2 separate regions of the Homo sapiens genome follow, and region 2 is linked to region 1. Evidence: chromatin loops called from intact Hi-C (ENCODE). Cell type or tissue: Calu3. All regions are shown on one strand.

What was found. Peaks named below come from ENCODE experiments on the same cell type or tissue, not always from the same donor. Only the 100,000 strongest peaks of a DNase experiment are listed, where the experiment ranks them.
Region 2: it touches region 1 in a loop (4-fold over the local background); 2 of 110 quality-filtered maps call a loop at or near these places.

The regions. Positions count from the first base shown.
Region 1 is chr2:189,139,834-189,147,833 of GRCh38, forward strand. The region is part of intron 1 of COL5A2 (collagen type V alpha 2 chain); the gene reads right to left. Among named protein-coding and RNA genes, the nearest start is that of MIR3129, 11 kb to the left of the region's middle. In Calu3, a CTCF peak has its summit at 3,509 (motif pointing right); a DNase peak (open chromatin) is centred at 3,498.
Region 2 is chr2:189,219,368-189,227,367 of GRCh38, forward strand. It overlaps a transcript of COL5A2 not described here. Among named protein-coding and RNA genes, the nearest start is that of COL5A2, 44 kb to the left of the region's middle. In Calu3, no CTCF peak of the experiment used is centred here; a DNase peak (open chromatin) is centred at 3,314.

The DNA of each region.
Region 1 (8,000 bases):
GGAAGCCAAGGCAGGCAGATCACGAGGTCAGGAATTCGAGACTAGCCTGGCCAATATGGTGGCACCCCGTCTCTACTAAAAATACAAAAATTAGCTGGGCATGGTGGCGCGCACCTGTAGTCCCAGCTGCTCAGGAGGCTGAGGCAGAAGAATCACTTGAATCCAGGAGACAGAGGTTGCAGTGAGCCAAGATGGCGCCGCTGCACTCCAGTCTGGGCGACACAGAGAGACTCTATCTCAAAAAAATAAAAAAATAAAAAAGTGACCAGATGTTAAATCATGTCCAAAATACAATTGGTTAGCATTTCTATAATTCTCCAGTTATAAACATCAAGAATAAAAATAAGAATCAAAGTGTAAAATATGTATTTATACCAAAATAATCACACTTTAACATATGTACATACATGATACGATACCATATAGGGCAGAAAATAAAACTAATATTTTCCAGCAATTGTAAACAGAAAAAACATGCCCAGGGCCTCAATGAAGAACACAGCCCTCTGATTCTACATTGCCTTTTTCCCTTTATCTTGTCTTAAGCAGATTAGAGGACTCTTCTGAATATTAATACATTTTAAACCTGGAGGCACATTTGGCATTATATTATAAAACAAAGATATGTTTATAGACCAGAAATTTAAACAAAGAGACACCACTGTGCTTCAACAAAGCTTATAATAAAAATACAGAAAAATCTATGTATGTATATGCACATATATATATAGAAAGGAAGAAAGAGAATAGGGAAGTTGATCTTTATTCAAAATGTACAAAGCTATAGTTACAGCTTTACATTTCCTTACTATTTCCCTTTTAGGTTATTATCTGTATCCCCTCCCCTTCTTTTTATTAAATCTTATTTCTCATTGTAGAGGCTTAATGTATACTAAGAAAAATAGTTTCTAGTATCAGAAGACATAGCTCTAGTAATTACCATAGAGAGAACTTGAGTAAGTAATATATTTTTCTAAGGCTCAGTTCTTCCAAATTAAAAATTAGTTTTAATAATTCTTATTGCAAGTGAAATGGATAAATTACATGAAAAAAGCATTTTAAACTATTAAGCACCACACAGATATTACTTGTTAATTAACCTAGATTCAAATATTTTATTCTAAAATATACTAAAATTTTCACCTTGCCCACTTAAGATTTAAAAATACTTCAATGATAAAATCAGCATTCTTTTATTAAAAGGAACTATAAAATAGCCAGATGTATTCCTTTTAATAGAGATGTGCTTTCAGTGAGGTATTCTGGGAAATGAAGCAGGACTTTGACAGGCAGAGATGGGGCTGGGCAATATGAGCTGAGGATTCCCCATGGTCTGGTAAGGAAGCCGACTTGGAAGTTAGCTGGAAATATAGTGTGCAGTAGACCAGTTAAAAACATTGGTGAATTAATATGCGTAAGGTTACCATTAATAATAATAATAAATACCATCTAGTGTTTACTTTATACAAGGCAGTTTTCAGATGTTATCTGATAAATGCTCACGACTATTCAAGGTAGAAATTATTTGCCTATTTTGCCTTATTACATATAAAGGGATTGGGGTTCACAGGGGCGAAATGATTTCACAGGCAGTGAAAAGTCAGTTTTCAGAGCCTTATCTTTGCAGATGCATTCTTTCTATTACTGTAACCAAAGACTATGCTGAGTATATATTAATATATACAATTATCTGACTGGGATAATTTATTTATGGCTCCGGTTAAAGATTTCCTCTTACCAAAAAATGTAAAATAAGTTCATATAGTCACATGGGTCACGTAGTTAATGCAAGTTTTAAAGTTAGCACGCTCATTTCCCAACTTCCCCCGAATTCTTGAAATTTACTAATGCTATTTCAAAATAGCGAAATGCACTGTTAAATTTCTTCTAGATTCTTAAGGTGTATTCTGACCTAAAAAATTAAGCAAACCGTCCTTTTAATAGGATCAAGGAGTTTATAGAGTTTAATAGTGAAGCCATCTCTTTTTCACTTGAAGAAATCCAATTCTGCATATTTTGCTTGCATGATTTGATAACGAAATGTATGTCAAGGATGAAAGACTAAAGGTTGAGCTTCATCAAACTAAGGAAAAATATTTAAGATGTTTTATGGATAGTAATTTTATAAATAATGTCAAATTCTTTTCTGGAATTTCCTATGCCTATGGTGAGAGATAATATAAATCTGATATAATCAAGAACTAGATTTTTCCCTATTATATGTAAATGTTAACATTGTATAGACTTGATAAGTTATCATTGGAATGGATACAGATTATTCCAAAATATTTAAAGTTTAATCTATATGTTTTCATGTTATGATTGACAATAATTTTAAACAAAATGTTTTTAATAATAAAATACATTTTAGTGCAAAACAAGATTACTCTTCGAACTAGGTATATTTAAACATCTATACTTCCCTTGAAAATCCTTGTTTTTTTATTTCTAAAATAAATGCTTAACATTTATGATATATGTATACCATAGATTATATTTTCCATACTGCAGCCAACTAGCTCACCATAATTATAAATTTTTTATATCTGTGCATATCATTTACCAATATTTATGTGTTTTGTTAGACTAAAATCTAACATTATTTATACAAATGTACTATACATAGACTTAATAATTGAATGCACTTATTAAGCACTCAATAAATGGTAGCCTCAAAGTAATGATTATCATTATATTAATGAATGTCCACTAAAGAATATAATTTAAATGCTTATTATCTTATGCCCACTCTTATATAAGGTCAACCAAAAAATTCTCTCCATATTTTACCTTAATTAATTCCTGTTCATTCTGCTTTCAATAGGACAGACATCCTTCAGATTTCTTTATACTATGATTACCCTGCAATCTATCTTAAACATAGCTATCGAAACTTCTTCTTAAATGGCCCTTCAATTGTGTCACCTTTCTCAAACCTCAGCAATTGCCCTCAGTCGCACTCTGGCCCAATAACAACTTTGTCCTCACCTTCAGAATTGTGTCATTTTTTTTTTCACTCTGGTTATTGTTCACACCTTACAAATCTCATCAACTGCTTTTTGACCTACTTGACTATTCTCTGGGCTATTCATTCTCTTAAATATTATTTTTATATACCAATGAAAAATCTACATTCTTAAGTAAATATTTTCCACATCAGCCATGATTGTTCGATCTCTCTCCTAATGTGTAACAAATAAATTTCTAGGTGCTTAGCCTCTAGCTTCATGCCACACAGAGTATGCAGTGTCAGCTACTTCATAAGCCACCAAGCCGCCTTGACTTGCCTGCATTATCTATATCACTGTTTGGAGGGCTGTTGTATATTGTTTGCAGTTTGTACACTTCACAAAGACTCCAACTGAGGGGGCCAGTGGGAAATGACATTCAATCCAAGCTCTCCTTGTCATACTATGAACCCTAGCTTGGGGCTGTATCTACTGGAAGAAGGAATGCCTTTTATTTTGCTCCTGTCCACTTGCCTAGGGTCACCTGGAGGTGGCACTGTTTTCTATTTCAGACAGAAGTCACCCAGAGGTGGCACTGTTTTCCATTTCTGTTTCTAATGTTATTTCAGACAAAAGGTGTATAAAGGCCTACTCTAACCCTGTAACTGAGGTCAATATTTCCCACTGTAAAATTTTCTGCCTAACTTAATCCCATCCTAATAAAGTCTCTCTCATATCCTCTATTAGAATGAGGCTTCTTTGATGGCATTAATGAAGTATTAATTCGACAACTAGGTTCTAAATATCCATTGTGTCCATTATACTATGATTACAAAACATATGAACAATCTGTTATTAAACAACTCATACTCTGATTAGGGAGCTAAGCCCATGCATGAAACTTTTAAACAAATATATACCTTGCTTTGGTGTGAAGTCTTCCAAACAATGAAAGAGAGACGTGTGGAGGTTAGAATAACTAGAAAAGACTTCACAGGGGAAACAGGTCTTAAACTGGACTTTGAAAAAGGAGTAAGATATTACTAGACTGTAGGAAGAAATGAAGACATTATAATAACATAAAAAAATCCTACAAGTGGTATATCATACGTATTATGTGTTCAGTCTTTAAAAAATATATAGCTGCAGAACTGGAATTCTTAAAGAACTAGACATGGTAATGAAGATTAATATATTGAGATCGCCAGGGTAGAATTTTAAGTTCAATCTGTTTCCCAGATCTTTAGAGGAGGAAAAAAAAGAAACAACGTAGTGTTTGTATTTATCATCTGCAAACCAGATGGTTATGGCAAGGGGTGTGGACATTCAAACACATTCTTCCCTGCAAGAAACCATGTTGCTGTGATGCAAGACTCTTGGGCCTCTGAAAACAGTGAACATAAAAGTACTTAAGAATTTTCTGAACAATTCAAAAACTCAAAAGACAGACAGATGAAAGAGAAAAAAAAGGTACAGTTTGACACACAGTTTCAGTAAACAAGTACATAGTTGGGTATTTGCTTAGTTTTACCTAGTTAGGAGAGTACAAGTTTTGTTTCTGAGCAAGAATCTTCTCAAAGGAGAGGGGAGAAAAACAATCAGTGCTTATTTACTGTAAATTTTGAATTAGAGAACTGGTCTGTGTTTGTATAGTCATGTATGTTAGCTTCATAAGGACACTGTAGGTTGCAGTATCCTTGTTGTACCCATACAATGCTGAATGAGTGAGAACAAACAAAAATATATGTGCATACATACATATATATGTTATATGTATATATTATATTTATATATTTTTCAAGACTGAAAAAATCCATTTGCCATCTTCTTGAATTAAAAAATACATATATTTTATATATATACTTTTATCAGAGTTTTTTAATCCTAATGAACTGGGAAGATGATAAGTGCTTATAATTCCAACAAATAATGTGAAACACCAGATGCACTAACCAGTCAGCGTGAGTAGAACATCCTGAGCAGTAAGCACAGTTGGGGCACTAAGCAGGCCTGACTTGCTAATGTAGATGAAGAATTCTCCATTTGGTTCTGAGTGGGAACAGATGCTTCATATCTTTTAGAAAGGAAATTACATTCTACAGAAGAGGAACTCAACACTGCCAAATTAATAAGATGAGAGATTTCATCATCTCCTGGAATACATTAGCATGCAATTTTCCTCTTGTTCCAATGATCCTTTCTGAACTAGCCCTTCTTAGAGTTTAGAACCTCATGGAAGCCCGAGCTGACCTAGTCTACAACCAGAATTGCCTTCAGAGCATTGCAAAATACTTTCTTAATTCCTATATGTATGAAACAGTAGAAGCCATGAGTGTTTCCATGTTTGTATAAAAACTTTCTTACTTCAGACTCTGAGTAAGCGGGATGTGAGAACACAGAAGGATTCTTGCACTTAGAAAGGGTTAGAAACATGACATGGGAACTATACTCCAATAGAAATTTTACTTAAATGAGTAAAGTAATGTGAAAAATTGCACACGTCAGGAATTAAGAATGATACATTTCTTGACCATCTCTTTCTTCTTGTTTATTTTTTACATGGATTCAAGGCAGCGTTCACTGAATTTCCTATTTAAATAGTAAAATACAGTAATGCAAATATACTATAATTCCCTAAAATAATACAACTAAGCTTAAAATATAAAATATTCACTTGCATAACCCCAAATATCTATTGAATATCTAATTTACAATTATGTATTGCTATTTGGATCACACACTAAAACTTTATGAACACAAAAACCTGACCTGCAATTTTCTTGCTATATAATCAGTGTCTATTATATTGCCTAGATCATTCTGGGCTCTTTAAAAACTATGGCCAATTAATGAGCTGAAGAAGATCTTATTCAGAAGGATTTTTATTGGGCAAGTACCATATTTTAAAGAAAAATACATACTTTTCTAAGCTACTTAGAGTATAGGGGAAGACCCATATAATAGGTGAAACCAGGCTACAAAAGTATATGAGATAAGGCATAATTATTATTTTCTGAAAAGGAAAAAAAGGAGAAAATAGATAGATAGTCCTTAATACTGTGATCCTTCTTTAGAACCAAAAATCTTCAGTTAAATTATTAAATTTCCAAAAACTTGACATGAGTGGAGTTTGCCATGTACATGAGTGAGGTAATGACTCTCACATCTGGACTCATAAAGAGCAAGACAGTAGAATTACATTGAAGGCAAGGACCAAGGATTTAGGAAGGTTACATGCAATTTAACTGAAAAGGCACCTACAACTAACATCTTGATTAGAATGATGATATCTTCATACATTGATCGGATGAACAATGAAGGAAATGGGAAAGGTATTCCAGAAAGATCTGGGAGAAGGTACAGTTGTGAAATTTTACCATTTAGTAAGAATTGTACTGCAAAAGAAAAGAAAAAGTTCAGTGGGAAGTGAATGAAGATAGAATAATTAGGGATCAAATTATGAAAGGCATTGGTTGTTAAACTAAAAAATATGAACCTTACTTATTCTATGGGCTACAGGGACACTATTTAAGCAAAATTATCTAAATAGTGTATAACAAGAAAGAAAGTGAAAACATTGGATAAAGTATAAATAAGGTGAATTTATATTGTAATCCCATCATAGACATACAGAATGCACATTGGAGTACAAGAATACAGATGATTACAGACATCAGTTTGCCAAAATTGGATTTTCCGAGTCTAGGCAGACTTGAGCAGGAATTGATGAAGGTTGTATCATGGGTGCCCACTTCTGTCTACACAGTATTCAAAATGATTAAGCCTAGCATTTGGCAAGAAAAAAGGAATGCCATATAAAATAATTTAATTTTAGTAAAGGGAACTTAGGAAAATCTGGCCATTATTAAAAAAGAAGTAAAAAGAAATAGTTTAAAATAAAATGAACCACGGGACGTCTGGAGACTATTTTAAAATACATCATTAGAAGCCCAAGATGAATTTTTTGTCATGAATCATAAAAACAAGCCAGATGCATTAAAAAATGCTTTCACAGCAAACTATTACAGTAAAAGCTGCCTTCATAGGAAGAAACAAGCATCTAAATCAAATTTTCCCAAGTCAAGGAAGAAAGGGAAGCCTCTAAAATTTGACACATCAGACATAACTGGAAATTAGACCAGAAAAAGATTTGTGAAACTATCTTTGTGAAACTATATTTGTGAAAAAGATTGTGAAACAAGTAACTTCAAAGCCAACAATAAGAAGACCCTTAAAAATGTCAAACAGAGGAAGGAAACCAATTCCGGAATCCAAAGAAATCCTAAATATAAAATTGTATTATTGGGGTAATACTAAAAGAATAGTTAGTTCTTTTCTCTTTTAATGTATTCTTTTGACGATTTCAACACCTAAACTACATATTAAATTATGTGTGTCCAAAATACTGGATCAAATTGCCAAAAATGCATTGTTATATTTGACACAGATAAATACCTAAGATGCTATAACATCTATACGAAAATTATGAAAAAACGTAAGGGTTAAATGTTGAACAGTAAGCCAAGACATATGACCTACCAGTAACAAATTAAGCAAACCAGAAAAGACAAGTTGTCAATATGATCCCCATTCATAAAGACAGAATTCAGCGAAGACCCTGGAAATCTAAGGTTTACTTTCAACCAGGTGATCTGGTGGAATCTGTTACAAAGGAGAGAATAACTATCTTCTTAACACAATACAACTCACAGAGGAATCATGGTACTGGGAGGGAAAATGATGCTTGAATACTTGTATGACTAGGTTCATACAAAAACTGCTTGAAGATTGAATCACCATGGGATTTGGAAAGATGTTCTAACATGCATAAGGAGCTGTCTTAGAGTCAAGAAACAAGTAAAGACCAAAAAAATATTTCTTCAGGTGGAAAAATTCAAATACTGAGGGCTTCCTAGGACTACAGTGCTATAACGTCTCTAGAAAAAACATTACCCAGAGAATGTTCTGGGCTTACAGATAATATCAGAGTGCTTCTTTACCTTGCAGGCCATCTACATGCCTTAACTAATACCCCAGGGCCCCAGCAAAGTC
Region 2 (8,000 bases), 80 kb after region 1:
CGTTCAAACTTATTATTTATTTTTTCATTCTAAATAAATATTCACTCTCATACCAAATTTATATTTGTAATTTTGTAGTTCTTTCCTTATAGAGAGTCTCTCAAATTGAATACATTTCAGGCCTCACAAAAATCTGGAACTACCTTTATGTAAGGGTGGAAACTGAATGGATTAAAATCATCACATTCATGATGACTTAGGCAAGAAAGTGTAGATTACACTATAAAACACTTGGAAATAACTTAGGTAAGATAGAATTATAGATCCCACAGTTTCTCCTATCATGGTATTTAGAACTCTGAATGAATGGGAAAAGCATATAGTTTAAACTTTTTATTATAAAGTCTTTGAGATTTAGAAAAGTAAGCAACTTGCTTGAGTTAGTGAAATAAGCTGTGTACTAGGTTTGAACTACCGTGTAAGCCTGACATAACCCCTGGCCTAGCATCTGGGAGCTATGGAACCAGGGACAGCTTCACGGATACATGACCTGTGCAGATAGAGTGCCCCCCCCCCACTCTTAGAAGTGTTCTTCGCTGAGTTTAATACCATACTGTCATCGTGAAATTCTTAATAATTTTTGAACAAAGGGGTCCACATTTTCATTGTGCACTAAGCCATAAAATTATGTAGCAGTTCTGTGTAGAGCACAAATGGCCTATTATAATGTCTCATGATGGGTCGAAATGCAGGCCTTTATGCCCACCTGGCTGTCACTAGCTGCAGCTGCCACAAGAAGGACATGACCTCAGGTGAAGAGACACTCTGCAGCTGAGGCCCACCCTGAAGGGGCTGACACCTGGACAACAAGACTTTTCTTAAAGGGAGATCCAGGTAGTATATTGCTGTGTCCAACACAGTCATAACACCCATTTTCTCTATGTGTGTTAACATCTTATCAGAAAACTAAAAATAATTTTCATTGCCCAATTTTCCCCTTCTTCATTATGTGTGTAAAGTTTACCAGAAAGTCTGTCATTTTCCAAAGTCAATGTCTTAGTGAGAAAATTCTTTAGAGAATTCAAATTAGTAGAAAACTGTTTCTTCAGAATTATTTTAATTGTATTTTACAGTTACAGCTCTAATAAGCTCGGTGTATTAACAAAAAAAAAAAAGGATAAGTGCAAATGTTCTTCCATGGTTTGAACATGCCAATCACTTCCACATTAGCCAATATAAAAAGAAAATTTTTAGTCTCTGATTTTTTTAAATCAAATATCACTTAGATATACATTCCAAATAAACTATTTCAGGTAAATATGTATTTTAGAAAGATCTTGAATTTAGAGGAATCTGGAAAAAATCAACATCTGTCATCTTGGTTATAAATGAGAAAATAAATCACCAGCAGTTACAATACTTAAAATTAAAAGCCCAAAACAATATTTTAGCATCTCAGTATCATTTCTGATGTACTGTGGTCTGTGGCAAGATCATGAGCATGAGGCCCATCACCCAGGCCTCCCCATCACTCGTACCCTGATCATTTTTTATAGCACTAATTACCTTCTAACTTATTCTCATTTTTTAGTTTCAGTGCTTATCTCTTCCCTCTAAAATATAAGCTCTCTGAGCTCAGGGTTTTTTATCAGTTTTGTTCACTGTCATATCTCCAGGGCAAAAAGGAGTGGCTGGCCCATAATAGGTGTTCAAATATCAGTTAATGAATGAATGAATAAGTAAATCCATAGAAGGCTATTAAAAATCTTTCTAGAATTGCAACTAAAAATACTATCTGTAAATTCACATTTTCACGATTCACAGAGGTGGAGAGCTGTTATACTGGATCTCAACAGAAATCGAAATCAAAATGATAAGGCAATATTCATACTCTTAAACACTCTGAGTTAGAAAAAATAATTACGGCATAAACCAGTTTGAAGTTCAGCTTTTGTTCATGGATGATTACATCTACTCAGAATCATGCTTTTGTTGCAGTCTAATGGTTATCTTAAATAGCTGAGGAAGGTATAGGAAAGTTATTCTAATTCTTTTTGGAAATGGATAAAGACCTAGATAATTGTATCCTGTGCTGGTAATAAAGCTTGGTTTCTACCTTGCTGCTCAGGATATGATTAAGGTCTTATCATTCACTGATACATAGGAACATAAATCCTTGGGGAAGAGGGGTGGGATGTTAGAATGAAAGGCTAAAATAATAATAATAATAATAACCATGATGTTAACATTAACACTGAAAGCACATATTTGATGTGAAGTCTATATTCAGACATTACAACCTCTTTATTATAAGATAAGAAATGTGACTGAGGTAAGCTTACATTTAGATAAAGGATTGAAGAAGGCACATGGAACTTAGACAGGAGTAGTTCTTGACCCTTGCAAAGAAAGATTTCTTATTCTAATAGATCATGTCCCTAAGAAAAATTCATTCATATTTTTCATATACTTCTGTTATCTACCCCTCACAGGCAGCAAGGGTAGTCAATGGCAATGTTATAAAAGTTAGACTAAAATTTGACAAACTAATAATGCTGGAACCCCACTATAACTGCATTTCTACAGAATGGAGTTTTCTATAATGTGGATCTATTCAAGATTTAAATCTAAGGATATTTGTCTTCTGAAATATGAATGTGTACATAAGACAGTTGTACCACACCCTGAGTCCATTCTGAGTCACAGGCCTGAGGCCTCAAAAAAAAAAATTATAGGGCATTACTAGAATTAAACACTTAAAAATGCATAACATTATTTTAGTTGATTCAGATAAGTCACTATCATTTTGTTGCTGTTTAACTTTTCTCTTATTCTCAAACAGATGCTAATTAGTAGGGTAAATTAGTCTAAATGTGCTTTTGAGTTTAAGCCAGATGTCCACAAATGTTAGTGTACATCAGAATTATCTGAGATGACTGATAAAAGTGGAAATTCTTAGGCCCCTTCCTTAGAGATTCAGATTCAGTAGGATTGAGGGTGTGGTCCACATATTAAGAAGTATTAGAGCACATATATATGTATTTCAAGCTCTTGTTGGTGTTAGAAATCATTTTAGAAACAATACTATGTAGCAAAGATAAGAAATATTTAATGAATAAATATGTTATCAAGTATGATTTTCATAATATATTCTCCAACCCTTGTACGTCAATGAAAAGTATTTTCTATCTCCTGCCAGTGATATCCTCCTATCCAGGAAAGGTGCCAGTTCAGGTTTGTTCTACAGAATTGAAAGAAACAGCTGTGTACTAGCAAATGCCAGAACAGAAATGACCGGGTAATTTCCTTCTTAGGCTACCAAGCAGACTGATCTTCAGAGAAACTAGGCTGGGCACTTGAGAAAGCACTTAAGGGCTTGACTCCCGGCCATTGGACTTTGGCCAAGGCAAACCTGCCTGCTTTCCTCCTCAGAAGGGGCAGTTGTGTTTGTAGTTTAGGAAAGGAAATCACTAATGCCCAGTAGAAAGCCTCCCAGAATCCCAACAGTATAACTCTGTTACAGGCTGAATACAGTATATCACCAAGCAATGAAAAATAGATCTCAAGACTAGAGTAAGCCAGCATTGGTCCTGAAAGCTACTTCATATGAGGCTAATCTAGTCTCTTACGGTGAGAAATTCTCATTCACCCAGTGTGAGTGTTCCCAGGAGTATATTAGAATAATTCATGGATAACATTCAAGGCTATAAATAAATAAATACTAAATTTCAATTAAAAAGGTTAAATATCTGGGTTTTGTCTAAGTCAGTCCAGCTAAAAATGTGCTCCCATATAAATTAGTTTTATAACAAAATATCTTATCTTATGTTCATTAGGCAATAAATTTCTTCAAATGACTTACACAAAAAATCTCCACCAAAATAATTACTGAATGAAGCCATTATGGAAAAGCCAGCTTTTCATCCAAATTTAACATTTTTTTCCTCCTCCAGACTATCTCACTTATAAGAGTTAATGCAACAAAGCCATACACTGAACAGAATTCTATGCAAATAGCTAGCCTGGCCTACACCTGCCTAATCCATATCCACTTCCTTTTTTTCCAAATTCAAATCATTCTCCTCATTCACTGAGTCTCTGTGAACACTAGACCAAGCTAGGCAGTTGGAAGCTCAGAAATAAACCAAGAAGTCTAGAAAAAGCCAATGAACTTGTAGAGGAATATGTGTGTTCATGAAAAGACATGCACAAGAATATTTATAGCAGAACCATTCTTAATAGCCAAAAGCCAGCAACCGCCCACGTGTGTATCAACAACATCGTGGATAAATAAATTTGTGGTTATAGTCATACAGCAATAAAAATGAATGATCTATAATTACACACAATTATGCAAAAATCTTTCAAACATGATGAGCAAAAGGAGCTACATTGTTATTCCATCCTGTATATTTCTATTTATATGAAGTAAACTTTGGTGCTACAATTCATAATAATGGTTAACTTGAGGGGAAGGGATAGATGGTACTGATTGGAGCTGGATACTAGGGGAGTATTCTAAGTTGCTCATAAGATTCTGTTTACTTACCTGTGCCCTAGCTATAAGGGTCTGTTCACTCTAAGCAAATGTATTGTGTGGGTTGTACACAAATTATACACGTACTTTTCTGTATGTACACTATACTTCAATAAAAAGTTCAGTTAAGAAAATTCTGTCACATTGTGATACCTCTAAGAAAAATTACGTAAAATATATTAAATATGAAAATGAGAGATAACAACAGGGAAGGAGGGGTGGTGCCAAAGGAAGCTGAGAGAGAAGAAGAAAAAGATGAAAGGATGCTTTCATAAAAATAACTGCCTGTTTCCTGTTGTGAAGAGGTAAACTGGGGATAAAATCTAAAAAAAAAAGTTTCTTCTCCAATGAGCAAAATGTATGTCAAAAATTAAACACAACCAAAAAAATAAATGACACTGAAGTCCCTGACTAATCATGTAAAAAATAAAGTTAGTTCCCTGTCTTACCCCAGGTAATTTTCCAGAAATAACTTACCATTCCAATTTAGAGAGAGGTAAAATATAGAACAGGATATAATAAAATATGAAAGAGGAAACTATTTTTTAAAACTAGAAAATATGGCTGGGCACGGTGACTCACGCCTGTAATCCCAGTACCTTGGGAGGCTGAGGCGGGCGGATTTCTGGAGGTCAGGAATTCCAGACCAGCCTGACCAACATGGCAAAACCCTGTCTCTACTAAAAATACAAAAATTAGCTGGGCATGGTGGCACACGCCTATAGTCACAGCTACTCGGGAGGCTGAGGCAGGAGAATCACTTAAACACAAAAGGCGGAGGTTGAAGTGAGCTGAGAACATGCCACTGCACTCCAGTCTGGGTGACAGAGTGAGACTCTGTCTCAAAAAAAAATTAATATTAAAAAATAAAAACTAGAAAATACAATTTTGAAGCATGAATAGCAATTCTAAGCATGACATAAGTTTTTCAACTTGAAAAGTCAAAACTTTCTATGCATCCAAAAACCATTAAGTGAAAGTAAGAACATATAAAAAAAAACTGGAGGAAATACTTGCAACTTATATGAAAGGCAGAGTCAATATACTTGATTTGCTAAGAATTCTTAAAAACCAATTAAAATCTTTTAACAGAAAGACAGACAAGAGACACAGCAGGCATGTCACGAAAGAATACAAGTTAATAAAAAATAAATCAACTGCAATGCATATCAAAACAATGAGACATTTTACAATTATAAAACTGGCAAGGAGTTAACACAGAGATATTATGGGGTATATATACTAAAACTATACTGAGGGACAATTAACCAAGCTTAATCAAAACTCTTTATACTGTACATACCACCAGTGGCTCGATGTTGACTCTCAGCAGTCTTCCTAGAGAATCAGAAGCAGGTGGTTTTGTGGTACGAGAGATAGCAGCAACTCTAGGATCCAAAAGCCTAATAAGGCTGCTATTGGGTATAGCACAGATGAGTGGCAGGTGGCCAGAGTTCTCAAGACCTTTGATACAACAGGAGTTAGTTCCTAATGAGGTAAAAATAAAGAAAAATATTCATATCAAACTGACCCAGATGGACTAGTTGAAAAATGGCAATCACCTCTCCCATCTTCAATATAGTGTTTAGTATTATCTTAACCTAAAAAACTCTTACCACAGCTTATTTTTCACAGTCAGACTCTCAGGGAAATCTGTATTCAAATTTGGCCAAACAACAGATTTCTTCTCTTTGTACAGTTTTGCTAAATGAAAAATCTGGTGAGGGCCTGTTTCATTTTCCCATTTATAACACAGAGAATATAATCAGTATTTTGGAGAAAAATAGTTTTTCAGCAAAAAGAGATATTTTCCAGCTATGAAAAATAAGAACATTAAACTGTTTAAAACCAAAGCAAAAAAAAATAAGCAAACAAAAAACACCATTTCATATATATGTTCTAAGTTGAACACAGAATTTGGAGGGTTTTCTGATTTTCTTATTTGTGTGGTTGCCATACTGATTTGTTTTGTTTTGTTTCTTATACTTTTTCACTTGTAGAACAACCAGTGATTTAAATTACATGAGTACAGAACCAATATGTGCTTTCTCTGACTCCTGGGTACAGACTCTGAAGTTGAACTGCCTGTGTTTAATTCCCAGTTCTTCTATTATTAAGCTGCATGACTTTGAGAAAGTTACATATTATTATTTCTGTGCACTAGTTTTCACCTTTACAAAATTGGAAAACAAAGGCAATATGCCTACAATGCTTTTATGAATATTAAATATCATCACATAAACACTTCAGTTATGTCCGGATGCAATAAAAGTGCTTAATAAATAGTATCTGTCATTATGTCTACATCTCCTAGCTATTTTCTCTACTACAGATAAAAATGATAGAGCATGATTTGTTAGCAATGACATTCCCCAAAACTCAGCAAACAAAAGCATATGTAAATAGCAAAACCTAATAGTAAATAGAGGAATGATTGAGGAGTGGCATCAGCAAGATGTAGTAATAAAAAGCACCTCCTTCATCTCACAAAACATCAAATCAATAACAATATATGGGCTAATTCTGTTTATGAGAAATCCCAAAACCAGTTAAGAGGCACCTGCATCCCAGGAGAACACAAAGCCAGCCACATTGAAGCAAGTAGAAGAATTTTTGTCACCCTCTCACCATAGTCCTTCTGCCTGACAGAGCACCATGTGATTGGAGGGAAACTACCAGTTTTGGATTCGATTCTCCCTGGTGAGAGAAAGAGAAGACTAGCCCATACATCCAATGTTCTGACTTCTCAGGGAGGTTTTTGTCTTGCCTGTCTTGGAGCACTGATAACATCAGACATACTCTAGATGCTTGGGGGCCACTGAGAACAGAAAAAGAACTGGGTGTATGCTGCTACTCCAGAGGAACCACAGTATCGCAGACAGAGGCCTCCCCCTCAAGGAGGAAAGAGAAAAGTGGAACACATGTCCAACAGTCCAGCTTTTTGAGGGGCTGCCCAAGGGGCTGGTTTCTTTCTTGAATTTCTGGTAATGCAGATGGGACCTAGCATACTCTAGATGCCAGGAGCCAACAAGAATATAAAAGATTTGAGCGGCATGTTGCTGCTCAGATAGGATGGTCTGACAGCAGGTCAGAGGGCCCACCATAGGATGGCAGACATCAGAGAAAGCAAAAGATTATGAACTTCTGAAAAAAGGAAACTAGCAAATTCTTCTAAACAGAAATCTACACATGCAAAGCCCAGAAAAGACACATCCACAGAAAAACTTTGAGAGGCCTTCAGAATCTCTACTTGGGCCAATTGGTGAAAGTTTTTCTCTATTATAAAGCTAGTTTACAAAGAGTGAGAGAGGTGGTTTGTATTTTCAAATATCCAGACACCAACACAAATGGGGGGAAAAATGGCCCAATCAAAGGAACAAAATAAATCTCCAGAAATTGACCCTAAAGATACAGGTTATGAATTACCTAAAATATAATTCAAAAATAAACATCATAAATAAAGATGCTCAGTAAGCTCATGAAAATAGTGTATGAACAAATTAACAAAACAGCAATAAGTTCT